4 separate regions of the Mus musculus genome follow, and all the other regions are linked to region 2. Evidence: chromatin loops called from intact Hi-C (ENCODE). Cell type or tissue: left cerebral cortex. All regions are shown on one strand. Region 1 holds the start of Prex2 (phosphatidylinositol-3,4,5-trisphosphate-dependent Rac exchange factor 2). Region 2 has its middle 120 kb from the start of Cpa6. Region 3 overlaps A830018L16Rik (RIKEN cDNA A830018L16 gene). Region 4 overlaps A830018L16Rik (RIKEN cDNA A830018L16 gene).

The links. Peaks named below come from ENCODE experiments on the same cell type or tissue, not always from the same donor. Only the 100,000 strongest peaks of a DNase experiment are listed, where the experiment ranks them.
Region 1: it touches region 2 in a loop (2.7-fold over the local background); 7 of 42 quality-filtered maps call a loop at or near these places.
Region 3: it touches region 2 in a loop (6-fold over the local background); 14 of 42 quality-filtered maps call a loop at or near these places.
Region 4: it touches region 2 in a loop (2.6-fold over the local background); 3 of 42 quality-filtered maps call a loop at or near these places.

Annotation. Positions count from the first base shown.
Region 1 is chr1:10,987,098-10,995,097 of GRCm38, forward strand. Prex2 (phosphatidylinositol-3,4,5-trisphosphate-dependent Rac exchange factor 2) reads left to right here and starts at 6,368. Exons shown (of 40, transcript NM_029525.1): 1 at 6,368-6,812. The coding sequence starts at 6,696. In left cerebral cortex, no CTCF peak of the experiment used is centred here; DNase peaks (open chromatin) are centred at 4,042, 6,185, 6,374 and 6,750; H3K4me3 peaks cover 1,971 bases; H3K27ac peaks cover 2,214 bases.
Region 2 is chr1:10,831,792-10,839,791 of GRCm38, forward strand. No RefSeq gene overlaps it. Among named protein-coding and RNA genes, the nearest start is that of Cpa6, 120 kb to the left of the region's middle. In left cerebral cortex, CTCF peaks have their summits at 4,046 (motif pointing right) and 5,580 (motif pointing right); DNase peaks (open chromatin) are centred at 4,072 and 5,595.
Region 3 is chr1:11,562,215-11,570,214 of GRCm38, forward strand. It overlaps A830018L16Rik (RIKEN cDNA A830018L16 gene), which reads left to right. Exons shown (of 14, transcript NM_001160369.2): 5 at 749-777. Among named protein-coding and RNA genes, the nearest start is that of A830018L16Rik, 150 kb to the left of the region's middle. In left cerebral cortex, a CTCF peak has its summit at 3,316 (motif pointing left); DNase peaks (open chromatin) are centred at 2,954, 3,301, 4,016 and 4,714; H3K27ac peaks cover 273 bases.
Region 4 is chr1:11,454,088-11,462,087 of GRCm38, forward strand. All of the region lies in intron 1 of A830018L16Rik (RIKEN cDNA A830018L16 gene), which reads left to right. Among named protein-coding and RNA genes, the nearest start is that of A830018L16Rik, 44 kb to the left of the region's middle. In left cerebral cortex, no CTCF peak of the experiment used is centred here; a DNase peak (open chromatin) is centred at 4,395.

The DNA.
Region 1 (8,000 bases), 160 kb after region 2:
AATGGAGAAGCAGAAAGCAAAGCCAGACTCATCCTTATTTAGAAGTGTGATGGTGAAGCCCCGGGAGAACAGAATCATCCCAGTGAATGCCCTTTCCCATCCCATCCTCTGTATCATGTATTCAGCAAGCAAATGTTTGTTGACTGGTAATTGCAGGCCAGGATCTAGATAGACTATTGGTCACATTGACAAAAACTGTAGTTCATCTTGTTGGTGGATCTGCAATTGCAATAGACTTATGAAATCCATTATATAGGAGAGCTGTAATTTACTGTGAAGCTTGGTGTTTTAGTCTGGAATTCTAGTCTGACTTGGGTACACATTGCTGAGTAGGAGGGATAGGAGGTGTAGTCAGAGGTGGTGGGTTAGAGTTGACACTTACCTTTAAATTGAAAATAGTGAAAAAGGCTATCCTATTCTATTCTATGAAATACTCTTTATTTTGTATAATTTTGTGACCATAGAACCAGTTCTTTACATGCTCATATCAGCTTGATACAGAAACAACTCAAAGTTGACCTTCTTCTTCCTGGCTTCCTGGCTCAAATCTCATCTGGGATAACCAGTCAATACTCATGTGTGAGAAAGATGGCAACGGAGGGACCAACTAAGTCTCAGTGGGGCAACCTTTGTCCAGGAGATAAAGGATGAATGGCCAGGGAAGAATAATTAGAGGAAGGGCAAACTCTAGAGAACATCAGCTTTTAGAAATGGAACATGGAGAACTTGGCATGGATGAACTGGAGAATCAAAGAGAAGCAGGGACTTTTAATGTTCTGTTACTGTGAAGAGACCATGATCAAAGCTACTCTTATAAAGGAGAACAGTCTGAAAGACTCCAAAAGGAGCCCCTCGCTCAGGCCTCAGGACAATAGCGGACACCCAAGAACTCACGATAGACCGAGCTTGATGCAAACCACATGAGGCTTTATTCGGAGAAAGCCAGAGCTCTGGGGACGACTCATATCCCACACAGGGGTAGAGGAGTCCACCTCGAGGGGAAAGAGGTCCCAGTTTTTATAGGTGCCCAGGGTTGGAAGGAGAAGGGGGGGGGGAGTAGGGGATTTCCAGATCTAAACAACGTCTATTCTCAAGAAATGGATATGGGAGGGGTACAAGGAAAGAGTCTGGTGCAGGTGTAGCAACTCAGGATTGCTCGGCTGTGGTTGCTGGGGAGATTTTCTGACTCTTCCCCAGCAACCAATATCACAAACACCTGGCAATGGGCTTCACCAGTGGGCACACACATGGGTCAAGGAATGGTCAAAACATTGGCAGACACACAGGTTCAAAGAGTGGCCAGAGCATTGTGCACCTCTATTTTTCTAAATCAGTGAAGCTAGTTCTGCTAACACTGACATCTATCTTGCCAATTTCAGGGCTTCTGTGTCCTTTTACATTCTGCCAGGATCTTTCAATTCAATTGATGCTTGCTTATAGTTTCAGTCCACTATCAACATGGCAGAAATCAAGGCAGCTTGTAGGCAGACATGATGCTGGAGGAGCATTGTTACATCTAAATTCACATGCAAGAGGAAGAGAGACACTGGGATTGGCTTGGGCTTTTGAAACCTCAAAGGCCACCCCCAGTGTCACATACTTCCAAGAAGGCCACAAATACTCCAATAAGGCTACTTTTATGTGGGGAGCCGCCCTCACATTCGCCGTTGCAAGATGGCGCTGACATCCTGTGTTCTAAGTGGTAAACAAATAATCTGCGCATGTGCCAAGGGTAGTTTTCCACCCCATGTGCTCTGCCTTCCTCGTGATGACAACTGGGCCGATGGGCTGCAGCCAATCAGGGAGTAATACGTCCTAGGCGGAGAATAATTCTCCTTAAAAAGGGACAGGGTTTCGCCATTCTCTCTCTTGCTCTGGCTCTTGCACTCTAGCGCTCTTGCGCTCTGGCTCCTAAAGATGTAAGCAATAGAGCTCTTGCTCTCTTGCTCTCTGGCTCCTGAAGATGTAAGCAATAAAGTTTTGCCGCAGAAGATTCCGGTTTGTTGCGTCTTTCCTGGCCGGTCGCGTGAACGCGAGTAAGACTTTTAAATCTCTCTCAAGGAGTATCATTTCCCCATGACTATGCATTCAATCATATGAGCCTATGAGGGCCAGTCCTATTCAAACCACAACCCAGAGGAGCAAGAGAGAATTTGGCTTGATGAGTGACAGTCAACACTGTAAAAAGCCTGGGGAAAAGTCACATGATGCAGAGAATGACCAGCCTTCCTTCAGTACTAGTAGAAACAGAAACACTTAGTGACAGTTAAAGATCAGCATGGCAGTAATGACCACATGAGAGGGAATGAAGAAAGATTGAAAAATAAAGGAATGAAGAAAATGAGTCATTGGCATAAACTCAGTGATTGGTTAAACATACATTTATCCTTATACAGTTCTTAGTGCTAGAGGGACAATGTAAATTATACTGGGTTATAATCAAGGTCTTAACAAGGCTGTGTTCCCTTGGGTTTTGTAAGATCCTTGCTTCTCCTAGATCCTAGAGGCTGCCTGGTCCTTGGCTTGTGGGCACACTTATGTGCCGGTAAGGCCAGCACTGTTGCATCTTGTGTCCTTTCTCCATAGCTGTATTTCCCACTGTAATAACACCTGGAAAGGTATTCTGCTTTCATCAGTTCGTGTATAAAGAACTCGGCATGGCCCGCCTATAATCAATCCCTCCTGCTTTATAATGCAAAGGCCTCGCTGATAATGGCTTACCTTGATCACACCTATGTGTAATGACCTTCAAAGTAGTGGTCTCCATTACTGACATGTGGTTGCAGCTGTGTTAATGTTGGGCCTTGTTAGTTTCTCTACTAAAGACAAGGTAGGAAGAGAGAAGTATGGCATGGTTTGAAGATCTGTAAGGTCACAGAGACCTATACTGAGGAAGGAATCAAAGGCTCTGCCGGAAGATGGGTACCACAGGGAAGGTGTTTTCCTGAGATTAACACTAGACTCATTGGTTGTTTTACTGGGATGTTAATAAGTTTAGTTTTTATAATGAGAACATGATTTCTCATGACATCATTAGAATTGGGCTATCAGGGTGGCTTGTTCTTAATCAAGTTCATCTGGAGAGAACTCTAGCCTCTCACTGAAGTACCATTCAAACTTTTGATTTGTTTTCTATGTCCCACAACGTCACATCGGTAATTAAAATGTGACTTCCAAGTACTATAGTTTGCCATTTAAGCTATTCACCTTCTAAGAGTAAGATAGAACTAATGAAGTAAGAAAGAACTAATGACTTACTCAATAACTCGCTGTACTTGATCTGATTAAATTGTAAACAAATTGACGTGCAACAACTGGGGAATTAAGCATGAACTGAAACCTACATTGTAAATAGCCTAAGGAGTCACCTGTTGCTCTGGTCTTCTATATGTACATTAGTGTAATTCCATGATTCTGCCTGTTTATGTCTATCAAGGTGTCATGAAATCATCTTCTAGAGATTACAGCCTTTAAGGTGATAACGAAGACCAGTTTCTATTAAATGAGATGGTCATGCAGTAAAGCAATCTTGTCTTTTGTTTTTAAGCTCTTACTGAACTGGCATCCAGACTTGATCTGTGACTTTCCCTGAGCTGATAGTGGCATTGATATGTCCAAGACACAAATATGATTGGTCTCTGAAAGGCAAGTGGAGAGCTCTTTTCCTGCTAAGAGACAGCCTTGCACTCTCCAGCCTTTCAGGCCAGAGTAGTCCTTCTCTGGGCTAAACCAAAGGAAGCTCACTGTGCTCTGCCCTTGGGCCTTTTGAACCTTAGAATCCACTCCAACTGCACCAACCAAGTTCATGCACCCGAAATAAATTTAATGGCTGAGCTAGTCCAGAACTCAGCCATTTCTATCTTCTTCTCCCCCCACCCCCCATCGCTTTTTTATTGGAGGCTTTAACCTCATTAGTATTTCAAGGAAAAAAAAAAAAAACCCTGGCTCTTGTCCATCATCTTGCTTGTTGCCTTCCTTTTCCTGGCAGGCACAGCCTGAGGTTTCAATAGAGGAAGTGGGAAGGGACACAACACATTCAGAGCCTGTGAAAGACCTTATTTACCATCAAAGTGAAAGTTTCCAGATATTCTAGGCCTGTTTTCTTATGCTCTTAAGTCTTTGATGAGAAGTTACGGACTTCAGCCAGGGCTGCAGAGGTCTCTGTGAGAGTCCTCTCTTAGAGAGGACTTGGCAGAGTGAGCTACAAGGTGTCCTGGAGTTGTTCATTAATTACAAATGATACTGAGGCAAAGATGGAGGAGGAGAAAAGAGGGCAGAGACCACAAACAGCATAATAATTTCTCCATGGACACTTCTGAGAGAAATAAGAATTTCACACAATTAAAATGAATATCTTTCTGATAGCTTCCACTTGCTTTTTTCTTCCCAAAACAATTATTGAAGTGTGTCTTTTAATGGAATTATTTAAGTACCTGACTCTGTCCCTAACTCAATTGTAAGTCTTTAGAGGGTGGACTTCAAATGTTAGGGAGTCTAAGAATCTGAGGACCCTGTTGAAAGAATATAGGGTATAATGTTTGAGATAATTAAAGAAAAAAATCATGGAGGGTAGGGGAAGGGATATTCGTTTTGAGGAGACCTCCAGTAACTGCAGTGCAGTGACCTATGACCTGTGTTCTGAAATATTTTCCTAGCACTCATGGTCTACATGATCCTCGGATCCTAGCACTTCATGGTTTTCATACTGGTCTCCCAGGCATCTTGTAGAACACAGCCAAAGTTTCTGGATAGGTAAAGCCTCAATGATGACTAAGACTCAAGTACGTTTTTCTTCAAGTGTAAGATGCTTGCTCTAGAGGTCTATACATAGACAAAATGGCTTGATAGAAATGTGGCTTTCTAACTGGGAACAAATGGCAAGAGAAAACATTCTATTTCATTCAGAGCACTAGATGGAACTCTGTCTTGTTTATATCATTTTTTTCTCTTGGGGGCAAAAAGTGCATTCATTCACTACTACCTGTGGAACACAGAGAGGTTGATTCCCACTAGCTGTTGGGTGTATTTCCTCTGCTTTCTGGTTTCTTTTGTTTATTGTTTACCAGGCTCTGTGAGGTCTGTCTTTTGCGTCCTTTGTTCTTCTGCTATTGTGTGAAGCTGTCCACACTATTTGCCCTTTGCTCCTGGCTGCCTCTAAATAGCCAGATGCAAGGGAAACAGAAAAGCTACCTTTCCCATCAGCGTCATTCATATTATTCAAATATTGAATCTTTAATATGAGAAGAAGGTACGAGATTCCTTTTTGTTTCATGGAAGTCACAATCATATTTTGAAAAGACTTATGGGAAACTGGAGATAACTTTAGTGTAAATAACGAGGGAAACATCTTTAGTTTATCTCAGGTTGCTGAATCTTGGAACAAGTTTGGCCGCCTCTTCCTTGCCTCAGGAGTGCGACTTCCATTTATTTAAATGTCATTAGCTGTACACTATGTAAAGTAGAAAAAATGGCTCTGAAAGTATGTGTTGATAATATCTAGATGGAAATGCAAATGGATCACTTGGTTTGTTAGATTTATAGGTTTTGGTTCTGGTCCCAAGGGAGAATTCAATAAACTTAAACATTAAAATCAAATGCGTTGGCCATTCCATTTCAAAACTGAAGCATAACTAGCTTCTGTGTGTCCTCTGTCAATCAGCTATCATCCACCTGTCTTTCAGGTATCATCTGTCAATCACCTACTATGCATCCTCATCCAACATTTGTATCTTTTTAAAATTACAATTCTTGGAAACAGCTGAGAACAAATATTCTTGAATTTAAACTGATAGTGAAATACTACAGTGAGACTTAAAAAATTTAGATACACCCGGTGTTACAAAGTACTCAGCCAGGGTGATGCTTATTCTATGTGAATCAGTGCATAGGTAAGGGCTGCTACTTTGCTCTGATGTCCTCATTTATCACACTAATTGACATTTCAAGCTTTGACAGAGGTTGTCTGCCTGTGAAATAACATTGTTTGCTGTTTTTTTCTATAAACCGAACCTGTTTCGTAGTAGACGAAAACTCAAAATCAATGTGTTCCTTGTCAAACGCGGGAGGGTCAGTGGTGTGGTTGTTTTGTTCCCAAGCAGTTATGTAACCGCGGGGACTTGTTTCTTTGCTTTCAGACTTGGTGCAAAACACATTAAAGCTAAACAGTGGGCGGGATTCCCAAGAGCAGCCCTCACAAGTGTCCTTCTAGGTTTGGGAACCTCGGATTAGTTCCATCCTGTGTGTGTGTGTGTGTGTGTGTGTGTGTGTGTGTTTAGTTAGCTGGCAGGATACACTTCCCCAGGGTTGTGTTTCCTTTTTCCTGAGATTTGGCTAAGGGTAAAGGGTCGGAGTCACATGGATTGAAAGCATTTGATTGATGTCCAAGTCACCGCTGTGGCTGGAGCCGCCTCCCCTCGGGCTGGAGCCGCGTGAGGCCGGAGCAGCGGGCCGGGCTGGGTTCCCGCTCTCCGGGGACTGTCCCGTTCTGAGTCCAGCGCGTCCCGCGCGTCCCGCGCTCGCACCGCAGCCCGAGCACAGTCCTCTGCCCACACCCCGGCCTCCGGCCAGCATGTGAAGCTACGCGTTCCGGCTGGGACTCGGCAGAGGCGGCAACTTTGCTGGCGGCAGTGGCGGCAGTGGCGGCAGCAGGCGCGGGGCAGCGCACTTGCCCCCAGCTCCGCGCCCCGCCGGCCACCATGAGCGACGAAAGCGCCAGGGAAGTAGACAAGCAGCTTCGCCTGCGCGTGTGCGTGCTCAGCGAGCTGCAGAAGACCGAGCGCGACTACGTGGGCACGCTGGAGTTCCTGGTGTCGGTGAGTAGCCGGCCCCGCGCACGGCACCAAGTCTGGAGCATTGTCTGCGCCAGCACCCGGCATCCGTAAAGGTGACGCGGGGACCGCGGGGACTCGGGGGACAGACCTGTAGATGAACGGGTGCAGAGTGGCCAAGGCCTTGAAGAACTCGCGTGGGAGAAGTTAACCAGTGGCCATTCTGCCTGTTCCATCTGCGCTTAATTTTCTTTATCCATCTCCCAGGGCAAATTTCATTGTGTCATTTTCCTTATCCTCTTTCTTTCGGCTCATATTTTGTTTTGATTTTGTGTCTCAATTTGCTACCTTCAGGTACATGCAGTGTTTTAAAAGTCCTTGAATGTTGTGTAGCCGGAGTCGGTTATTAGATCAACAGCAGTGAAGTCCCTTTAGGTATAATCATTGAAACGTTGGATTCTGAGGGTGGAGGCGAAGGAGCAAGAGCAGCGGGGTCACCATCCCTGGCAGCTGTTGCATATTAAAGCCACATGTGTGCGCCTCCCTCACAGCTCTACAATCTTCTTTCTCCTGATTTAAATCTGCCCTCCACTTGGGTCCTAGTCTCCTGTGCACGCCGACCACTTGAAAATGGTATCATGAAACTCACCTCGAGTCGACAATTTCAGGGTTTCACAGACTGGGCAGGAGCTGTTTCCAGGTCCCAGTTTGACTCACTGGAATTCTGCCCCCAAATCATTTCATTCAGTCTCAGAGCAGAAGAGGAAAAACTGTGGGAAAATGAACTCCTGAGACATCACCTAAGGATGGAATTTTCCTCATTGCGGAAAATACAAAGAATTTACAGCCAGTTCCTGTCCATCCTGATATATTTGAGAGCGGCCTTCAGAAAAAGAGTTAAAACCCCACCCAGATCCTCCGGCCACTTTCTCCTTCATCCCAGTGTTCTATCCTGCCCCCAGCCCCAGGTTGGAAGGGAAATGTTTCAAACTCCGAACTTCCTCCTTCAGTTTCCTTCAGTCTGTAAAGTTTGTGCTAGCAGCCACCCTGTAGAAATTCACTTGGCTGTGTCAGGAAGAACAACATCTCAGGTCTCAGGAGATGCATAACACACAAGCTGGATTCTCAAATTCATTTTACCCACGCTTGGGGGCCACGTTCTTTGAGGTTCACGTGCTGGGAGAATACCCTGGTAACCAGTGATAGGTAGGATTATTGTATGTGTTCATGTAG
Region 2 (8,000 bases):
TGGTGCTTAGACCAGAGAGGACCATTTACGTTTTTTCTTAAAGCCAGATTTTTAGTGCTTAGCTGCATCTGTGTTAAAGCAATCCTCTCTATATCATGTGTATTCAATATACTTGCTTATCCTTTAAAATACAAATAATGCTGCTTCCACGAAGCTTCCCTACAGTTACAATTCTGCAATCTCCACATGCTGCTGTTATAATACACATCACAGTCATCTATGTACATTGCATTGCTGATTAACAGAACTTAATCGTATTCATGTTTGAATCTTCTATATAATAAGTGTCTTGGCATATAATAAGCAGTCAATTAATATTTTTAAAGATTTATTTATTATTACATTTATATGAGTACACAGTAGCTGTCTTCAGACACACCAGAAGAGGGCATCACAACCATTAAAGGTGGTTGTGAACCACTATGTGGTTGCTGGTAGTTGAACTTAGGTCCTCTGGAAGAGCAAGCAGCCAGTGCTCTTAATTGCTGAGCCATCTCTCCAGTCCATAATATTTTTAAAGGGTGATTTAAATTTTTTCCAAACTATTTGAATGCTAGTGTGTCTATGTGGATACGTTGTGTGTGTGTGTGTGTGTGTGTATGTGTGTGTGTGTGTGTGTGTATGTGTAATTTCCAGTGAAAACCAGAAGAGAGCACCAGATCATCTCAAGCTAGAGTTATTGGCCTTTGTGATCTACTGGAAGGGAGTCCTGGGAACTGAACTCTGGTCCTATGTAAGAGCAGTCAGCACTCAACCATAGAGCCATCTCTCTAGTCTCATCAATAAATATGTTTGGAGCAAAGAGTTAGTAAATGTATTCTGAATGCATACAGATTATAGTAAAGTCAAATGCCACTCAATCACCTCAGGAACTCCTCTTAATCAGTTTAGTTTGTTAATCTGTAAAGAGTTTTATCTCCAAATTTGGTTGTAGCTACTTGAGAGGAAATTCAGATTATCATCCCAAGTTAAACTTTTTCTGTAGTCATGCCTGTGAGTATTGGGGGGGATACTTTAATAAGCAAGCCAAATCAAGAATGTATGAAAGAAACTCACAGAGCATGCCTCAAAGTTCTATATTATTTCAAATAATTCAAATAATTTAGCAGCAAATCTCCACTAGAGCACTAGTTTAAAAATCTACATTTACAATTGCCTTTGCCACCTGGAAAGAGGCCAATTCTTTTGAATAGTTCGATATTTTTATGCCTAGATCTGGGAAATTTTTATTGAGTTTCAATTCAGTTATGGTTATTTTAAAGTATAAAATATTTTTTTCCAGAAATGTTCTTTTGGCCGTGTTATTTTCCATCTAACTGGTTACCTATGGCAGTCCTTTCCACTTAGTGATCATTGGAAAATCCTGTCCCAAGAATGTTCCTGTATTAAATTACTAATTCCTAATAGAAAGTTGGTTTTATGAACTCTGTTAAGGAAAAATGGAAAAGAACTTCCCCCTGGAGGAGCCCCCAGCCACCTGGGGTACTCCTTAAACTGTTTCTCTTTCTCAATCGCTGTGTTTGAAGACATTTTTTTTCTGATACCAGAACCTCATTCATCCAGGTGTCAGAAGAAATAAGATTTTACTGTAAACTTCACCACTGATCTGTGACTTTTGTTGTCAAACGGGAATAAATAGCTGACATTGTTTTACAAAGGAGTGTCAGGACAGCATTTTAAAAAGCTGTTTGGGATGATAAGAAAGTTAGGGCCAGTCAAAGTCATTCCTCTCTCACACCAAAGTTAATGTTGTTAGAAGTGTTAGGAGGCTCTGGGTCCATGGATGAGGGAGACCTAAGCTGAAACACCCCAGTACATGACAAGCCTCTGCAGGAGAGCAGATCCCAGGGGGCAATAAGCAAGGTTGGGTTGTTTAAAAAGATATTCCTATTGGTTATTTTATTTATTTACATTTCAAATGTTATCCTCCCTTCCGAGTTTCTCCTCTGCAAACCTCCTATCCCATCCCCCTTGCCCTTGCTTCTATTAAGGTGCCCCCCTCCCCCACTCCTGCCTCACTCACCCTAGCTTTCCCCTACACTGTAGCATCAAGCCTCCACAGGACCAAGGGCCTTCCCTCCCATTGATGCCAGATAAGGATGTTACATATCCAGCTGGATCCAGCCATGGGTCCCCCTATTTGTAATCTTTGGCTGGTGGTTTAGTGCCTGGGACCTGTGGGGGAGGGGGGTCTAGATGGTTGATATTGTTGTCCTTCTCTCAACTCCTCCATTGGGATCCCCATGCTCAGGCTGATAGTTGGCTGTGAGCATCCACCTCTGAATTTGTCAGGCTCCGGCAGAGCCTCTAAGGAGGCAGCTATACCAGGCTCCTATCAGCAAGCACTTCTTGGCATCACCAATAGTGTCTGGGTTTGTTGTCTGCATATGGGATGGATTCCTAAGTTGGGCAGTCTCTGGATGGCCTTTCCTTCAGTCTCTATCCATTCTTTGTCCCTGCATTTCCTTTAGACAGGAGCAATTCTGGGTTAGTACATTTGAGTGGCCATAACCCTCAACCTGGGGCCTTGCCTAACCTCTGGATATGGTCTCTACAGGTTCTATCTTCCCTTTGTTGGGTATTTCAGCTAATGTCATCCCTGTTGGGTCCTGGGAGCCTCTTGCTTTTTTGACATCTGAGACTTTCTAGTGGCTACCTCCAGTTTCCCAGCCCCCACTGCTACACACCTCCATTCAATTTCCTGACCTCTGTACTTCTCCCCATCTCCTCCCACACCTGATCCTGATACCTTTTTCCCTCCACCTCCCCTCTCCCTCCCAGAACCCTCCCTCCCTCTAATTCCTGTGATTATTTTGTTACCCCTTCTAAGTAGGACTGAAGCATCCACACTTTGGTCTTCCTTTTTTGTTTTTCACCTTGAAATTTGGAGGATTAAGTGCAAGGTTGTTCAGGAGAAAAGCAATGATGATTGTCATTTAGTATTTGTTTTTGGACTTTTAAAGTTTATGTTAAGCATAGGGCTTCTTGTCTATAAGAAACCTTAAATCTTAGCTCCAAACTTTGTCTCTGTAACTCCTTCCATGGGTATTTTGTTCCCTTTCTAAGGAGGAATGAAGTATCCACATGTTGGTCTTCCTTCTTCTTCTTGATTTTCTTGTGTTTTGCAAATTGTATCTTGGGTATTCTAAGTTTCTAGGCTAATATCCACTTATCAGTGAGTGCATATCAAGTGACTTCTTTTGTGATTGGGTTACCTCACTCAAGATGATATCCTCCAGATCCATCCATTTGCCTAAGAATTTCATAAATTCATTGTTTTTAATACTAAGTAGTACTCCATTGTGTAAATGCACCACATTTTCTGTATCCATTCCTCTGTTGAGGGACATCTGGGTCCTTTCCAGCTTCTGGCTATTATAAATACTTCATTCCTCCTTAGAATAGGGAACAAAATACCCATGGAAGGAGTTACAGAGACAAAGTTTGGAGCTAAGACAAAAGGATGGACCATCCCGAGACTACCCTACCTGGGGATCCATCTCATAATCAGCCACCAAACGCAGACACTATTGCATATTCCAGCAAGATTTTGCTGAAAGGACCCTCATAAAGTTGTCTCGTGTGAGGCTATGCCAGTGCCTGGCAAATACAGAAGTGGATGCTCACAGTCATCTATAGGATGGAACACAGGGCCCCCAATAGAGGAGCTAGAGAAAGTACCCAAGGAGCTGAAGGGGTCTGCAACCCTATAGGTGGAACAACAATATGAACTAACCAGTACCCCGGAGTTCATGTCTCTAGCTGCATATGTAGCAGAAGATGACCTAGTCGGCCATCATTGGGAAGATTGGCCCCTTGGTCTTGCAAACTTTATGTGCCCCAATACAGAAGAATGCCAGGGCCAAGAAGTGGGAGTGGGTGGGTAGGAGAGCAGGGAGCGCCGAAGGTATAGGGGACTTTCAGGATAGCATTTGAAATGTAAATGAAGAAAATATCTAATAAAAAATTGAAAAAAAAAAAAAGAAAAAGCAAGCTTACATACAGGTTATGTCCAGTAACTTGTCAAGCTTACATGTGATAGAAGTCCACTGGAGGGCAGTGTATAGCAAGCTTTATGGCTGGTTGCCTGGAGTACGGATTAGTTTCAGAAAACAAATTGAATATCTCATTGCAGCTTAGATTTTTTAAAAGATAACAGACAGTTCTACATTTTGTTTTAAAGTTTAAAAAGACTCTCCACACATAGTGCTTGCATGAATCTGTGGGTTTCCACTTGGGGTGAAGAATAATGGAGCTGATTATAGATTGAAAGTGTTTCTTACAAATCAAAAGAAGTAAATTTCACTGTCTTCACTCCGTTGAACAGGGATGTATTTCAGACTCACTAGGCTTTGTACTCTACATCCCTAAAGAATGAAGCCAGGTTTCTAGAATTGGTCATTGTTAATTAAAGTTACAGCACAGTGCTTCCCAGGCATGGTTTCAGAACACTGAGTACGTGGGCCCTGATCACACCAGCTGCCTCCGTCTCCCTCTGCCCCCAGTGAAATGGATTGATTTGATTTCTGAGTGTAAATGACACACCAGGGTCACAGAGCTTAAAATTCAGTTTGTTCATTTCATTGTGGGAATACATCATTCTGTTAAAAACAGTATAACACTCGATTTTTCACCCATAATTCCTTTCTTCCATCCATTAATTCAGCCAGTGCTGTTAGAGAGTACACACTCTACAAGTCAGAGGTCAAATGTGAGCATGAAATTTCAGTTCAGAATTAGGAATGATGATATTTAGGCTCTCCCCGGAACATGAGAACTCAGAGAGGCTAAGGTGCATCTCACATAACAGCAGTGAACACATGCAGCTCTCTGAACTAGACATACATTACATCGTGTGTGTGTGTGTGTGTGTGTGTGTGTGTGTGTGTGTGTGTGTGTGTGTGTGTGTGATGCTGGCATGCAGCAGCAGCAACCTGTTTAAAAATGAGTATATCAGCACACACAAAAGTCAAGTCTCTTGTCTATGATTTCAAGGAGCTGGAGAGCCTGACTTTAAGGTTTGCTCCAGACTGCTTGCCCTAAACTACTAATAAAACTGCAATTCTCCTCAAAAGCTGGAATTCCACGGGAAAAGCATGCTAATTTGGAAAATCATTACTTTTGTGGAAGATTTGATTTTGTGAAAAAAAATGTATTAAGGGATTAAGACAATGCTTTATTCAGTCAGGAACTATTATTGGCTCACTCCAGCTTTTGCTTATTTAACATCTTTATATATCCTAAGACCACCTGCCAAGGGGATGGTACCATTGACAAACAGCTATGCCCTCCTACATCAATCAATTATCAACACAATCCCTCACAAGCATGCTCACTGCCAATCTGATAAGAGGGAGAGTATATTTGCTGTCATGAGAAGGCTGGTACATATATGAATTTACATGAGCTGTGCCTATATGCACATGACCTGAACAAAATCAAGGCAGACAAACTCCCACCATAGGTCTGGGACAAGTTCTGTAATCCTATTCATAGCTGAAGAGCTATTGGCAACTGATTGCGGCCAGAAGAGAGAGGGACAGTTTGCTTTGAGGATGCAGTCCTTGAAAGACTCTGGTGCTCCAGTAGATGGCCCTACACCCATGCACACACAGGCAGCACTAAATAAACTCAGAGAGTTTTTAAAATACCACATAAAGTTGAATAGGAAGAGTGATTAGATGGATGGATGGATGGATGGATGGATGGATGGATGGATAGACATAATCCGAGAGGAGGGGAATGGGGACAGCTGTTGATCAAAGCTTACTTTGTGCATGTATGAAATTCTCAAATAGAAGAGACAATTACTAGACTGAAGCTTTCTTCAGATGATTTTAGGTTATGACAAGCTAACAGTACAAGGACAACATTCATGTTTACCGGCTCTTATCCCTGTCTGTATGAGAGTCTATTGTTGATGGTTGGTTTGTGGTTTATATGAGAACCCACTGTTGATGGTTGGTCTGTGGTGCTCACTTTTCAGGCCTCTCTCTCAGAGTGACTTATTGCCTCAAGTGATCTATTATTTTAGTTGGAAGTCAAGTGTGTCACACTTTCTTGAGAAATCATTTGATCTATCCATGAACATGTGGAAATGTCCAGGGCATTTTTCTTTTTCTTTTATTAAACCTGAGGGTATTATAATCTGGACGCATTGTGATTTTATGACTTTAGGGTGCATTTCCAGGACTACAGAAGGATGGAAAATGGGGTCTTAAACCCACATGAGGTCACAATTGAAGTCTTGAAATGCTTTTGAAAAAAATAATTGCCTAGAATCAAAGTAAAACAGGAAATTTTCCTGAAAACTTTTGTAGAAAAATCATTTTGTTTTGTTGTGTTTATTACTGAAAGTGTTTTCCAAAGACCTTACCTCTAAGTAACATGGCCTTTCCCCAGACCCCTCCCTTTACTGAAGCTGTCCTTGTGCCCCACTCCATGTGGAGTCTTCAGTGCGAGAAACTTCCTAGCATCTCCCTCCCGTCCCTTGCCTCATGTCCCTGCTTTTCTTCCATTTCTGTGAATACGTGAATATGTTTATACTTCCTCACAGGTTCCTTTAATCTTTTGGTTTTTAGAAGTTGTGCTGTGAAGACATACAGAGTCCATTAACAAAATAAAGTTGTTGAAATAACAGATAAATATTGGCTACAATTATTTTAAAAGCTATCTTTTAGAATATAACAACAGTTTTTCACAAACAGTGTTTCTCTGCACTGGTCACATCCCTCCACTGTATGGTTTTTCCACTGTATGCCAGGCTAAACATTTGGATGCAGTGTATAACTCAATCATTTTAATAATTCCATGACATGTAACTGCCCTAACCTCCTGTTTTAGACAGTTTTTGTCAGTGTGACAAAATACATTAGACAATCACCTTTAAGAAATAAAGGAAATGACAGCTGTGTGTGGAGGGGTCCATGTCTTTAATCACAGCACTTTGGAGGCAGAAGGTAGATCTCTGAGTTTGAGGCTATTCTAATCTAAAAACTGAGTTTCGGAATAGCCAGGGCCCCACAGAGAAACCCTGTCTTGAAAAAACAAAACAAAACAAAATAAAACAAACATAAAATAAAGGTAAATTTTTTTTAAAATAAAATTGAAAAAAATTATTGAAAAAAATTTTGACATAGTATTTTCTGATCATGTTTTTTTTCTCCCTCATCTCCTTTCATATCCTCCTCATGCCCTTACTCATTTAATTCCATATTTTTTCTCCTCTATTTTCCTAGAAAGCAAATAACCCATTAAAAAAAAGAAGAAAAAACAAATGCATACAGAGAGAATAAAGAAGCAAATGGAGAAGACAAAAAAAGAAACTAAAAAAGAATATGAAGAACATATATACCTAGGCACAGATTTGACTCAGTCGGTCCCTCAACCCAAAGGGAACCAGAGCAAGGAGTTGTCGAAAGTGACAAACAGACACTGACACAGAAAGAGAGCTGTATCTGAATGTAATTTCTCAAAGTGAGCATCAGACTTATACTACAGAAGAAAACAAAGAAGTTAGGTGACACATCAGCCAAGGTACAGTCAAATGATTTGACACAAAACAGAGAAATGCATACATAAAGACTAGCAGGAAGAAGGCAGTGGTTACAACTGAGATAAAAGGTGGCCCTTTCTAAACTCAGCCTCTAGGGAGCCAGGTGAGGATTTCACACCCTAGTCACAATTTATGCTATTCTTCTGAGCCTTGTGAAAGCTTGTGCCAGGGGGCTCTGCTCTTGCTCATGAATAATGTAATACTGTAGTTCCTCCTTAAACCACAACCCTCCTTCTTCTTAGACCAATGTAAATTCCTGCATATAGGAATGACTCGGCTGTTATTCTGAGTGGTTTTGTGGGGGACTTTCTTGTATTAAATAATGTAGTCTGCCATACATAACTGTAATAAGAATTCTAAACTTATTTTGCTAAGCTTGCCCTGAAATTTCTAACTCTATGTAGTAGATAGTAATGCCTAATTTCTTTCACTATCTCTCTTTCAA
Region 3 (8,000 bases), 730 kb after region 2:
GTATCATAGCTTATTAAACAAACAAACAAACAAACAAACAAAAACAAAAAATAAAAAAAAAACAGTGGATCAGGAAGGGGGAGATTGAAATGCTAACAAGATTTTTTTCTGTAGAGAAGGAAACATGATGGTGTGGGTTAGTAGAAAGGACTTATACTAAGTGTGAAGTAAACATGTTTCAGCAAGGAGCCCTGGTATTTAAGAAAGAACTCTCCCCAAGAAAATTCCTGGGAAGGACACAAAAAGTAGAAGAAACCCACAATATTTTAAGTTGGAAGGAAGGAAGGAAGGAAGGAAGGAAGGAAGGAAGGAAGGAAGGAAGGAAGGAGGGAGGGAGGGAAGGAGGGAAAGAGGGAAGGAGAAAGAAAGGAAGGAAGAGAGGAAGGAGGGAAGGAATGAAGGAAAACAAAAGTAATAAAGGTGTCTGAGGGGGTGGACAGAGTTGACAGGCATCTCTATGATTGTCTTGCAAGTTGGCTTTGACTCTGAGAACCTCAGGAAACACCTGCTTTTCCCTCCTTTAGCGTGCAGCGCCAGCAGGTCCTGACAGACACCACTGAGTTTATTTCCTAATATGCTTTCATAAGTAGAATGGACATACCTTTATTTTTTTTTAAAGAACCAATGAAAATTCACAACATTGAATAGGTAACACACTAGATTTATTTCTAGAATTGTTGTTGTTTGTAGCACAAGGTTATCAAGGATTGCTTCTAAAACTATCTTGTAAATCTCTTTTGAATCCCAGGTATCGCGATTTCAGATGAACTTGATAAGGTAAGCTGAGCTCTGTATCTAATGATTAAATGCAGGACTTAAGTTTGAACCCACCTCTCAATTATTTTTTCTGAAACATACAAAATGTCCCAAGATAGTTTATTTGGTTATAATATGTTAACACTTTGATAATTCTTAATGAAAAATGATGATGATAATGGTGATGATGATAATGATGACTATTCTGATGATGGCAATGTTGATGGTGGTAACCATAGTGATGATGATGATGGTGCTAACCATGATGGTAACGATATGGAAGGAACTTGACATTTTTTACCTCTACCCTTCCTCATTAATGATTTTTGTTTGCTTGGTTTAGTCTGAAGCACTGTGACAGTTGCCTGCCGGGGTGATGGGAGTAGTGTGAACAGAGATATGTAGATTAGATATATATCCCCAATGGGAGCAGTGTGAACAGCGATACATAGATTGGATATATATCCTCGCAGTAACACCTGTAGCACTCACCGCTCTTGGGGGCTCTGCAGTCACAGAAGTCAGGCAGTGACTCCTGAGTTGTGAAATTTGGCTTCTACTCAAACTGCAGTGACCAGGAAACAGTTGGGAACAGTTGGGCTGTTATGAAGAGTTCTCTTTGTGTGAATTCATTTTGAACTGTCTATTAAACATGTTTGTACAGTTGGTGCTCACAGAGCAGATCTGTTTCAAACAACATGCTTGTGAGTCATCTGGATCTAAGTTTTCAATGTCTTTTAGTCGAAGGACCCTTATAGCTCATCAGTATTGCAGAGGTCACTAAAGACGTTGACTTCATGCACATTCCATCTGGCAATATTTGCCATGTGAGAAATTCAAACAGATAAAATTTTATGTGTTTGTTATTTTTAAATGGTATTAAGTAAAGTTGTTGCATTTTCAAAACAACATATCAATGAAAAATACCTTATTTTCCAAAACAAAATATTACCGAAGAAGAGGTCTTTGCATCCTATAAACCTCTTTTATACTGAGAACAGTTGAAAGCTGCTGAATTCTCCTATCCTTGTCTTCATTTAATATACTACAATTTTCACCTATGGATGGAAGAAATCTGGCATTAGAAATGTAGTTAGAAGTGGATGACAGGGAGAGAGCCATCATTGATAAAAGGCTGCACAGATTGAGACGATATACATCACTACATGTAAAAATAGCAAAGAACAGTACAAAAGTACAAATGGTATTGTTCATACCAAATAGTAATACAACTTTGATATTTTTAAAATGTATGTCTGAGTCGCTTAAAAAAAAAAAGCCCAAAAGTCTGGATATACTCTTTGACAAGGTTTCTGTCAGTAACCATCATGGTGTTTTAAACCTAGTTTTAAACCTAGTTGAATAGCTATGTATGGAGAACAGCAAGTGGAGGGAGAGCCAGCTGCACTCTCCCACCTTTGTACATCATTTCTACTCTCTCTCTCTCCCTCCTTCCCTCCCTCCATCTGTCTGTCATTCTCCCTCCCTCTCTCCCTCTCTTCCTCTCTCCCTCTCCCCTTCCCTCCCTCTCCCCCTCTCTCCTTCCCTCTCCCTCTCCCAGTCCCCCTCCCCCTTTCCCCCCTCTCCCTCTCCTTCCCCCTCCCCTTCCTTCTCTCTCTCTCCCTCCCTCTCTCCTCCCTCATTCCTTGCTTTCCTAGGTCATGAAAAATGTTCACAATTTGCAAAAACTTAAATACTGTGGCCTGCTCTTGCAGATCCCTGCCTTTTTTCCCCTCTAAGCTCCCCTATACAACCTGGACACCTGACCTGTAACTAAGAACTTGTGGAGCTTTCACTGACTGTCCCACCTCCCCTCCTCCTGAGTAACGGTGAAATTGTTGTACTTTATTGATGAGCTCAAGGACTCCCCTCTCTCTTATTAATCTCTTTTAAATTAATTTATCAATTTACTTCACATATCAATATCAGCCCCCTCCTCCCAGTAGCCCTCACACAGCTCCCCTTCCCTTCTCTGAGAAGAGATAGCCTTCCCCTCTGATGTAACAAACACTCCCCTCCCCAACCCCCATCCTCTCACTGAAGCCAGGCAAGGCAGCTCAGATAGAGGACCTGGATCCACATGTGGGCAACCAACTGGTTCAGGTCCAGCCCTGCACTGGTTGTATCTTCACTGAAATGGATTTGGATATCACGAGAGTGACTTAGGTCTGCCTTGACACGTGCTCAGATGCCTTCCACCTCCAATGTACATCCCTTCCCACACGCTTTCTTCTCAGTACTGGGCGAGGAGGCAGGGAACGGTAGTCCAATCCACAAATCTACACAACAGTGCTCATTTTAGTCACTTAATCTAATACTTGTTTCTGAAAACTTCATGAAAATTTACAATGTTTATTTCAATTGAGGGAAACAGTAATTTTTCTTTTTGAAAAGATATTTAAAAAGATTTTTTGTCAGTGAACAAAATCTTGATGACTTTCATCTTGATGCCGTTCATATTTGATGTTCAAGGAGAGGGTAGAGGATCCCAGGCTTTCAAGAAGACCCAGACCCTCTGCCAGTCGCGCGGAAGCATCACTGTCCCGCAGCACCCCCGTGTGGCCATAAAACTCACAGTTTTGAATTTTCTTGACCTAAAAAAGATCCAAGTTCAGACACCTGTAAATACAAGACTTTTTATTTTTATTTTATTATTTTTTAAAATTTTATAGTAGTTCTTTTTTAGGGGAAAGAATTTCTAATATAATCATAATGTTTCTACCTTTCCTTTGCTTCCTTGAATTCCTCCCATATAATCTTCTCCACTCTCCTTCAAATCCATGCCTTCTTTTCCACCCATAAGTACATTCACACACATAGTATGTGTACATATATTAGAAATCCTTTCCCGTAAAAAAGAAATACTACAAAACTTTGAGAAACCAGTCCTGTTCAGGTATGCCTTCTGGAATCTAAATACATATCTCACTGTCTGTCTGTCTGTGTGTCTGTCTGTCTGTACTGATACTAGGTTCACATAGGCCAGGATAGCTTTGAACTCACTCTATTAAGCTGTGTAAAACCTTGGCTTTCTGATCCACTCACATCCACAGTCCTAGCCCTAGAAATGCAGATATGCATTACTAAAGCTGGTTTGTGTGTGCTAGGATCCTGGCATTCAAGCCCTCTAGCAACTAAGCTGTGGCCCTTCTAGCTTCTCTTACTTTTCTTGCCTCCCTCACATTTTATACTTTTCACTTGGAAAAAGCACCCAGATCAACTGCTTTCTCAGTCTCTGATGCTAGGATGTTTTACTTAAGATGAGTCAGCAGAGGAAACGGGCAGAATCTGCCTGGAAGTTTTTCCTAGAACTTCTGCGGCCTGCCAAACTACGTACCTATGCCCAAGGCTAGAATTCATTCTCGGTCTTATGCCTCACATCTGTACTTCATGCTTAATTTTCCGCTTTGCTGTTCAGATGCTACACTGTACTCACCAAAGTCTAGAGGAGTAAGTGGGGTCAAAAAGACAATGCCTCTAGGTGGTAAAGTCTGTTTATTTTCATGTTCCTGGCCGACCGTCTAGCCTTCCTAAGTCATTCTTGAATATGCCTAAGAGCACACAGTGACTTCATGGAAATGTGCCTTCTGATCAGACACTATGTGTATCTGTATTTTTTCATCAGAAAAGAAGAAACCACCCATATCAATCAGCATGGGACTGACTCTTGAGTCTTTCATTTCAGAAATATGTACCATGTCCTGCTCCTGCAAGGAATTGTTTACAAATGCTGGTTCATTGTCCCTCATTTAGATGGCAACTATTTTAAAAATGACATGAATTTCCCCTTGAAAACAAATTTATAAGCACAGCTAAATATTGAAAGTATGAAATATTAAAAATATGTATGAAAAAAACTTTCAAAGGGAATAGAACATGAGGAAAGCACGGACCTCCCACACAGTGTGGCACCAAATGATAGACCTCCCACAGTGTGGCACCGAGTTTCTGTGCTTTTCCTCCACACAAGGAAACTGTGTGTCTCACTGTCACCACCACCCACAAGATGAAAGCAAAGCATCAGTTTGGGGACCCATCATGCCTCCTGCCCAGACTTAAGAGGATCATCTCTCATTTACCCTTTGCTGTATCATGCATTCAATAGTGTTCTCAAAAACAGCCTTAAACACTGTATAACAAGGAATGTAGTTATGGGGTGAGGGGGCTGTTTATGGGGATGGAGAAAACTTAAAAAAAATCACACCCTGATCAATGGTGTCCTCCAATATATGTAAAGAGTCCCTAAGTCTAATAACACAAAGCAGTCAACTAGGTTAAAATCAGGCAAGTGATGTGAATAGATGCAGAATGTCACTGTCCATTAGAAGAACTCAAAGCAAAGCTGCCATGTGCCACCATCATCCAAAGCACCAGCATAGTTACTACAACAGACAGAAAGTGGCAAGTGTTGGTGTCAGTGGAGACATGGAGAATTTGAGGCTCTGTACATCATTGTTGGTGAGAATATGAAGGCAGGAACCATGGAAGACAGTATGCAGCTCTTTAAGTAATTAAAAGTATAATTACCATATGCCAGAGTTTGGGTGGGAATATAAAACAAAACAGCCACTATGGAAAACAATTTGGCAGTTATTCAACTAATTAAAAACAAGCTCACCATATGCTGTACTTTTAATGTTTATGTATTTTCAAAATTGACATTGAAAGTCAATGTGCCAAGTATTAAACTTCACAATATCACATGGCAATGCTGTTTCAGTGACTGTGTCATAAGGCACCACTCAATGGCATTAGCTCCTCAGTGAGGGGCCTTGGGTACCTGCTTGTCCCTTCCTCTGACCTCTCCTATGTGAGGACATGGTACTCATCATTTTTATCTCTTGACACTGCATCAAAACTCATCATCATGTAGTAGAATATGCCTTTAACAGAGATTCTGGGCACCAGGATCTTAGAGTTCAGTGAGAGGTGCTCCTATATCTGTGTTCACAGTGACATTGTTTACCAGGACATTGATGACCAAGTGGTCATCAGTGGGGAAATAGATACATAGTGTGGAATATTATTCATCCATCAAAAGGATGATATATTGTGACATGCACAGCATGAATGAACTTGTAGGCACTTGTGCTAAGTGAAGTAAACCAGTCACAAAAGGTAATATTACATGGATTCCCCTGTGTGGTATTTAGCAACGATATTTATAGACACAGAAGTTTAAGGGCAGTTCTCAAGACTAGGTTCTGGGAAGAAGGGGGGTTGTTGAATGAGTATAGGTATTGCCTTACTGTGAAAATATCACTTCACAAACTTAGTTGGCGTAGTGATTGGCAGCACAATAATGCATGTATTCAACAGGACTGAATGGTGCTGCAAACGTGGCCAAGGTGTTCACTTTAGGTTACATGCTGTTATTACAGATTTAAGAACTGGTCGTTCCATGTGTAAGATCAATATTTTCATAGTAGTTCTTAGAAAAATGTGCACAGACCCAGATATGCCATGAAACATGAGCAACCTTCACTCAGAAGAACTTCACTGGAGTTATTAACAACACAGCATAGAATGAGCCTTCGATGTTCTCAAGAAAAATGGACTTTACAGCAACTGCAACAGCTTTCAGGAAAGGCTTCAGAACATCTGTTGTCTTGTCCATGCTGGTCTTGAATCCTTCATCAATGAGTATTTACATAGATGCATGATCATGCTAATGAACATAATAAATAGTAATGTGCTATGTAGTTAGTGCCTGCTTTATGTTAGATGTTGGTTCAGCACTTCACACAGGTTATGCCATTTCACCTGCCTCATTTGGTATGTATCAGAGGATGCTCTCAATTATCTGCATCATCCCATTTAACATTCTATAATAAACTGTGAAATGATGTGCTAAGTTTGGTAGGTGAGACACTTACATGCAGTGAGATTAGTGAATTTACTAAAGGTTGCATACCTAATGGGTGGGGCACAGAGTAAGGGTGGGGCATAGAACAGAGAGGGGCACAGAGCAGGGGTGAGGCACAGAGCAGGAGTGGGCACAGAGCAGAGGTGGGACACAGAACAGGGGTGGGGAACAGCGCAGTGGTGGGACACAGAGGAGGGGTGGGGTAGAGAGTAGGGCATGTTTCTTCTACAGCCTGCAGTCCTAACAAGTGCCATGTTATGTTTTTGCAATCTGAACTCTTACCAGTGGAAGGGATACACTTTTGGAATACCTTACAGTTTTATCTCCTTTGGTTCCACATCAAGAAAGGAAACTAGATCTTAAACCTTGAAGCAATTTCTCTTCCCGAGTTCATGCTGGCAGCCTCTGTAGTGGGCTCAACACTGGCTGGGGGCAACGGAAGCACTCAGAAACTGTGTTCCTACTGCTTAACTGTGCAAACTTATATTAACTAAGCTGCTGGTAAATAATAGCTGGAAAAGTAGCTATCCGTGGCTTATTTAACAGTTATTTATCATATTTAAAGTCTACATTTTATGACATTTTCTAACTCTTTTCACCATCAAAATATTTTATTTCAGTTATTTTATGATAGTAATGATTCTCATTGGCTCCTATGGTGTAGGAACTGAGGGAGAGTTATGATGTTGTCCTAATTACCTGATTGTATTGCTGTGGAAAACATGACCAAAAGGAACTGATACTTTGAGATAGCAGCAGTCCATCAACCTTGAGGAGGAACTGATGCAGAAGCCATTGAGAACACTGCCTACTGCCTCGCTCCACTCAACCAGCCTACTTTTCATACAACTCACAGCTGCTTACACTGGGATGGTGCTGTTCATGGTGACCTGGGCCCTCCCACATTAATCATCAATCAAAAAAAAATTTCCCACAGACTTACCCACAGGCCAGTCTTATGGCACATTTTGTCAATTGAGGTACCTTCTTCCCAGATGGCCTTTCTTATATCAAGTTAACAAAAACAAACAAACTAATTAACCAGCACAGATGGTGTCCCACAAACAATTTCTCAGTAGGGGAAATTAGATATGTATAGATTCTGGTGGTGATGGGGCTAGAGAGATAACTTAGTGGGAAAAAACAAATGCATATATTGCTTTTCTACATGACCAGAGTTTAGTTGCCAGCATTCATGACAGGATCCCAAAAGTCGGGCCTCCACCGGCACCTATACTCACATGTGCACGCTCCCAACACACATACTCATAAATAAAAGTACAAAATAAATCATTAAAATGTATACAGTGGAATAACTACTGTGTTAAATCCTTAAAGTACAACTTCTCATACCAACAGCAACCCTGTGTTGGCTCTG
Region 4 (8,000 bases), 620 kb after region 2:
TTATTGTTCTAGGTAACACTTTGAGTACTATATTGAATAGATATGGGGAGAGTGGTCATTCTTGTCTTCTCCCTGATTTTAGTGGGATTGCTTCAAGTATTGCTTCAAGTACCTTTTAATTTGATATTGTCTGTTGGTTTGCCATAAATTGCTTTTATTATGCTTAGGTATGAGCCTTGAATTCCTGATCTCTTCAATACTTTTAACATGAAGGGGTGTTGTATTTTCTCAAATGCCTTTTCTGCATCTAAGGAGATGGTCATGTGATTTTTTCTTTGAGTTTGTTTACATATGGCTTACATTAATAGATTTTTGTATATTTAGCCAACCTTGCATCCCTGGGATGAAGTCTACTTGATTGTGATGAGTGATGGTTTTGATGTGCTCTAGGATTTGGTTTGCAAGAATTTTATTGAGTACTTTGCATCAATATTCATAAGCGAGATTGTTCTGAAGTTCTCTTTTTGTGGTTGCATCCTTGTGTGGTTTAGGTAATTAGAGTAATTGTGGCTTCATAGAATGAATTAGGTAGTGTTCCTTCTGTTTCTATTTTATAGAATAGTTTGAGAAATATTGGTATCAAGTCTTATTTAAAGGTTTGGCAGAATTCTGTACTAAATTCACTTGCTCTGGGCTTTTTAAAAAAATTAATTAATTAATTTATTTTTTCATTGGGAGGTTTTTCAATGACTTTTTCTATTTCCTTGTGTGATATGGGCCTGTTTAGATAGTTTACGTGCCCTTGATTCAACTTTGGTATGTGGTATTTGTCTAGAAAACCATCCATTTCATCGAGATTTTTCCAGTTTTGTTGAGCATAGGCTTTTATAGTAGGATCTGATGATTTCTTATGTCTCCCTTTTTATTTCTGATTTTGTTAATTTGGATACTGCTTCTGGGCCTTTTAGTTAGTTTGATTAAGGGTTTATCTATCTTGTTGATTCTCTCAAAGAATCAGCTTTTGGTTTTGTTCATTCTTTGTATTGTTCTCTTTGTTTCTATTTGGTTGATTTCACCCTTGAGTTTGACTATATCGTGCCCTCTACTCCTCTTGGGTGGGTTTGCTTCTTTTTGTTCTAGAGCTCTTGGGTGTGCTGTTAAGTTGCTAGAGTAAGACCTCTCCAGTTTCTTTAATAGGGCACTTAGTTCTATGAATTTTCCTCTCAGCACTGCTTTCATTGTGTCCAATAAATTTGGGTTTGATGTGTCAATATTTTCATTAAATTCCAGGAAGTCTTTAATTTCTTTATTTTTTCCCTGACCAAGTTATCACTGAGTAGAGAGTTTTTCAGTTTCCATGCATATATGGGCTTTCTGTTGTTTTTGCTGTTATTGAAGATCAGCCTTAGGCCATGGTGATCTGATAAGGATTCATGGGATTATTTCAATCTTTTTGTATTGGGTGAGGGTCATTTTGCGACCAATTATATATATAGTCGATTTTGGAGAAGGTACCATGAGGTGCTGAGAAGAAGATATACTCTTTTGTTTTTAAGGGTGAAATGTTCTATAGATATCTGTTAAATCCATTTGGTTTACAACCTCTATTAGTTTCACTGTGTCTCTGTTGAGTTTCTGTTTCAATGACCTATACATTGGTGAGAGTGGGGTGTTGAAGTTTCCCACTATTATTGTGTGGGGTTCAGTGTATGTTTTAAGCTTTAGTAAGGTTTCTTTTATGAATGTGGCTGTCCTTGTATTTTTTTGTATTTGGGGCATAGATGTTCAGAATTGAGACTTTCTCTTGGTGAATTTTCCCTTTGATGAATATGAAGTGTTCTTCCTCATCACACTTGATAACTTTTGGCTCAAAGTCTATTTTATTATGTATTAGGATGACAACTCCAGTTTATTTCCTGGGACCATTTGCTTGGAAGACTTTTTTCCATCCTTTTACTCTGAGATAGTGTCTGTCTTTGTTGTTGAGGTGTGTTTCTTGTATGCAGCAAATTTTTGAATCTTGTTTGTGTATTGAGTCTGTTAGATTATGTCTTTTTATAGGTGAGTTCAGTCTATTAATATTGAGGCTTATTAAAGACAGATGACTGTTGATTCCTGATACGTTTGTTTTTGTAGGTGGCTTTATGTGCTTGTGGTTCTCTCCTTTTGGCTTTGTTGTGAGGTGCTTAATATCTTGTCCTTTCTTTGATGTAGGTACCTTTCTTGTATTGGAGTTTTCCTTCTAGGATCCTCTATAGGGTTGGGTTAGTAGATAATACTGTTTGAATTTGGTTTTGTCCTGGAGTATTTTGTTTCTCTAGCTATGTTGATTTAGAGTTTTGCTGGGTATAGTAGCCTGGGCTGGCCTTTGTGTTCTCTTTGAGTCTTCTTGACCTCTGACCAGGCTCTTCTGGCTTTCATAGTCTCTATTGAGAAGTCTTGTGTAATTCTGATAGGTCTAACTTTCTATGTTACTTGGCCCTTTTTCCTTGCAGCTTTTAATATTTTTTCCTTGCTCTGTGCATTTAGTGTTTTGATTATTATGTGATGAGAGGTTTTTCTTTTCTGGTCCTATTTATTTGGTGTTCTGTAGGCTTCTTATACCTTTATGACCATCTCTTTCTTTAGGTTGGGAAATTTTTCTTCTATGATTTTGTTATAGGCATTTTCAGGTCCTTTGAGCTGGGAATCTTTGTTTTCCCCTATACCAATTATTCTAAAATTTGGTCTTTTCATTGTGTCCTGAATTTTTTGGATGCTTTGGGTTAGGAGTTTTTTACATTTTGAATTTTCTTTGACAGTTGTGCCAATCTCTTCTATGGTATCATCTACACCCAAGATTCTTCTATCTCTTGTATTCTGTTGGTGATACTTATATCTGTAATTCCTGACCTCTTCCCTAGGTTTTCCATTTCCAAGTTTGCCTCCATTTGTGTTTTCTTTATTGTTTCTACTTCCACATTTTAGGTCTAGGACTGCTTGATTTACCTGTTTGATTGTGTTTTCCTGTATTTCTTTAAGGAATTTATTTGTTTGCTCTTTAAGGACTTCAACCTGTTTACCTGTGTTTTCCTGTATTTCTTTCAGTGAGTTATTCATATCCTCCTTAAAGGATTCTATTATGTTCAGGAGATAGGTCAGCTTCCTGATTTTCTGGTGTGTTAGTATATTCAGGGCTTGCTGTGGTGGGAGAACTGGGTTCTGATGATGCCCGCATATATTGGCTTCTGTTGCTTATGGTCTTGTGCTTTCATCTCACCATCTGTTTATCCCTGGTGTTTGCTGGTCTGGGTGATGCTGTCTAGAGTCTGCCTCTTTTGTCCCTGAGTTGCTTCAGGTTTCGTGGAAGGCCTGCAGCCCTGGCTGTATCTGATCACCTGCGGGGCCTTTAAACTGGGGGCTCTTATCTGTTGCCCTGGTTGCAGTAGATCTCATGGGATGCTTTCAGACTGTTGGGTCTTCAGTGGAGCAGTCAAGCTATTGTCGTGTGTGAGGATGTTCTCCAGGGGCATCTACAGACTATGATTTTTGTTTTCCTGTGTGCAGCAGAACTCCAGGAAGGCTCTCAGTCTGTCAGGTCTGTTGCCCTGCATGCCACAGAGTCCTTTGGAATTCTTCAGACTATGGTGTCTTTTGCCAAGTTTCCCTGTGTACAGAGGAGCTCCTGGGATACCTTCAAGCTGTGGTGACTTCAGGGAGCAGACCAGCTGGTGATCAGTTGTTTAGTTGTCCTGTGTGCAGCAGATCTCCTGGGATGCCTCAGGCTATAGTGTCAGTTACTCCACTGCTCTGAGTGCAGTGGATCTTCTGAGATAACTCAGGATATGGTACCTTCAGGGGAGCAGACTGGCTTGCAGACAACTGCTCTGAGTGCTTAGGATCTTCTGAGATGTCTCAGTATACAGTGTCAAGTGCTCTGAGTGCAGCAGATCTTCTAGGATGGCTCAGGATATGGTATCTTCAGGGAAGCAGACCAGTTAGCAGTTTGCCCCAGCAGAAAGGACCGAGCAGAAGGGGAGTGGTATTTGGGGGACAGGGATTTTGGTGGGTAATGGGTCCAGAGTCCACTGGGCTCCTAACAGCAGTCCTTGGACTTTGCAGGGGTGGGGGCAATGTTCTTACAACTGCTTTGAGTGCAGCAGGTCCTCTAGGATGGCTCAGGATGTAGTGTCTTCAGGGAAGCCTTGCTCATGTCTTTAATCCCAGAGGCACATGCAGGTTTATGTAATTGAGCTGGATGTCAGTATGGTCTATGCTACCCGTTCGAGGAAAGCAAAAGTTACATATTAATACCCTCACTTCCCATGTCTCAATAGCAGAGTTCAGAGCAGGACACAGAGAACCATTCAAGCCTACACAGGCAAAGCAAACTTGCAGAAAGGCATACCAGAAGCCAAACTCAATAAGCTGTACTTGCTCAGGTTAGTTTTCAGTAGTCTGGGTTCCAGTTGCCAATGACACAGCGTGGAGCAGCTGATGCAATCTTTGTCTCCATACAGCAACAGCATATCAGCAGCAGCAGCCAGCACCTGCTACTTGCACTGCTCTTGCCAATATTACAGCTCTTGGCTGCACTGCTACAGCACTTGGCCTCAAGTGCTGAGACCATTAGGCTGTCAGCTTTGGCCCCTCCCTGGAACTCTTCTAGGCATCAGACTGTGTAGTTTCTGTCATTGGCTCCTCATGGCCTTCTGTCTTTCTTCAGTCTTACTTTTCACCTTAACCACCCTCAATGCTTCTTCTGTCCCTTGTCATCTATGTCCCCTCTGTTGTCCATCCTGTCTCTCCACAGCCACTCCCTGGAATACTTCAGTCACCATGTTGCTGACAGTGTTGCTGTTTCTGCTTCTGCTCATTCACTATCACCCACATATTCACATATTTCCCCATTGGTGCTGCATCATGTTGTCAACCCAGCTGACTCCACTTACTATAAAAATCCAAAGCCAGCAGATCAAACAGACAGACATGCAGACAAACACAGTCCCTTGAGATAGTACTACCCTTGGACCTAATGTAATAGCACCAGAAACAGAGTATGTAAGTGGATTCCAGCTCACAGGAACAGTGGAACAGTTTCTTCCAATAGACAAAAATGTGGAGGAGTCACAATATGTGAACTCATAGTATCATCTATAATGAGGGACTCTGTTTACACTAATCATAGCATAGCCCTTTTGTTTTCACACTGATCATGGCCACCTGGTGGGCTTTCAGAACTGACCATGGCCACCTGGTGGGCTTTCAGAAGTTCCTCCTCTTTTTGAGCTGGGCTAGTGCTTTGGCAGTGCACAGTGTTATCAGTTTTTATCTGTGGTTTGCTCTTGCCCTGTGTGGAGGGTTGGGTCATTTTCTCTTGTCTCATTTGAGGCCTATGGCATGCAGGCTTGGGTATACCTGCCTTTTCATGTCTGTGGCATAGTGATGAGGACAATAGTTACATGATGGCCTAAAATGAATAGAGGCTTCAGAGTCTGTGCTGCCAAGGGTTGTCCAGATTTGTGCTGCAAACTGCACCAACTAGAAGGTCCCTTCAGGATGAAATCCCATGAGCAGACATTCTGACAACAACATATAAGTATATTTTAAACCCCATGACACTTGATATCCCTTGTATATAAAACTGAAGCTTCCTTTGGAAAGAACTATCAAATTGTTTTTTAATTTTTGTAATGTGAAGGACATGGGTAATTATCTTTCTCAGCTGTTTTTCTGTATTTATCATGTACTTAGATATTTGTTCAGCTAAAGAGGTTTAAATTAAAAATATGAAGGTATGACTGAGTAAAACATATGTGTGAGTACACACATGTACACACATGCACACACATGTACACACATACTCATACACACAAGTACACACACACATTTGCAGACGTGGCAATTTATTTTCCATTTGCTTTCCAAAAACCTTGGTGAATTTTTATCTATTTAAACATACTCAGTTTTTTTCACACTAGAATCAAAATCTCATTCAAGGGCAGAGTATTTGGATGAAAATTGTTCTTAGACTTACATAATTGCACTGATTGCTCCCTTTATTGAATGTCTTCACTAAGGTGCTAGAATCCTCCAACATGTAAGTAGGTGATTTGGTCAGCCATAGTTACTCTTCAAGGAATTCTTGGCATTACTAGTAGAAAGATGACTTTACTATATTTATGTATCTGCTTCAAATTTGAATGTTTGTGTTTGTTAGTTTTTGACAACATGATTTGAGCTTACATCACCTGGGAAGAGGAAATATCAACAAAGAAATTGCCTTCATCAGATTAGCCTGTGGCGTGACTGTGGGGGTATTTTTTTTACTAATGATTGGAGTAAGAGGGACCATTCCACTGTGGGTGGTACCATCCCTAGATAGGTAGGCCTGGACTGTAAAAGGAAGATAGCTGAACAAGATGGGAAATCAATCCAGTAAGTAGCATTTCTTTGTGGCCTTTGCTTCACTTTCAGTCTCCAGGTTCCTTCCCTGAGTTTCTACATTGGCTTTTCTCCCCAAGCCTCTTTTGTTAATGGTGTTTATTACCAATATAGAAGGCAAACTAGGACATATTTTTTTCTGTATTCGTTTTATAATTTCCAATTTGTTAAAGGATATTTGTTATGGTATAGATGAAAGAATAAGAATGAATTCAAGTTCATCCCCCTCCACCAGGCTTCTCACTGTGTTAGCACTTAACATCACTTAAGGTGACATTGCTGAGAGTACCGAACTATGGATTGGTCCTTCTCTTTGAAATGTCTCAGTGGTTATGCAAATTACCTGCTTAGTCTATGACTTCTTTCAAATAAAAACAAGAGGAGGTGACTCCTTGACTTGCAATGATCATAAAATAGTCAAGAAGAAGTAGGCTTCTAAAAGACATTGTATGTAATAGCACATTCTCAAGTGGTGGATACATATGAGAAGGGTTGTAAATGGAGATGAAGCCAGGGAGAATGCATTAAAAATGAGCAAATTCTTTCAGTCTTTTTGATCCCTGTCATTTCCCCCTTGCTTTGTTTGTATATACGAGAATTATTACCCCTCCCCCCTCCCATTAAGGGTGGTACTGTCTTGGAACCTAAGACCTTGATTATGCAAGATAAATGTTCTATTCTAGAGCTACACCCCCAACTTTAAATTAAGATTTGATATTACAGGCATGTGTCTTCTCCAACACACCAGTTTTGAACCTAAGGAACTTCCTGTGAAGTCATATATTACAGTTTTTCAACTCAGCTTACTACTAATAAATTAGAGATGGCAGTCGCCTTTGAGGATACTTGTAGTCTGTATCAAGGCTTTTTCAAGAAAACATAGCCTACAGTGATCTAGTATAAGAAGTTGCTTCCTGTGATCTTGGGTTCTGGCAAGTCTGAAGACTGAAGCCCAAGCCAGTAGACTGGAGACTCGGGTGGATGCTAGAGTTGAACCCTGAAGACACACTTTATTCATCAAAGGTTAGGTGCTGGTTTTTTATTTGGCCTTTTGATTATTTGGATGAGACCTATTTGCATTGTCAATGGTAATGTACTTTAACCAATGTCAACTGATTTTAGACATCAGTTATATGCACACTATAACATATTTTGCTCAAATTGACACAGAATATGGTCACATAACCAGCAAACTAAGAGCCCATATATATGGATCAAATTAGTTGAGTGTTCACACAGATTTTTTTTTTTGTTCATTACTGAAGAAAATCAAAGAAAGGGAAATATTTTTATAATCTGTGAAAGAATGAGAGAGAGATCATCTCATAGTGACTTGAAACAGGAAGTCAACCTGAGTCCTGTCTTAAAAGTTTTCAAATTTAGATTAGAAGCAGGATATTTGTTATTACCATAACAAAGCCCAAGGCTGCGTGCTGTCTTTCTGGTGGTCACATTCTCTAGTGGGCAGGGGGGAAATAAAGGGCTTGGGAGAGAACCCATGTCCTACCAGAGCTTTGGTGCTCTGGGCAGGCAGATGCAGGGGACTGCCTTGAGCTCTCTATGCTGCCTAGGTGAGCGTCTGTTTGTGGGAAGCCATGGAACCCCAGTCTTCAGGGGTAGAGAAGGGGCAATCTGGG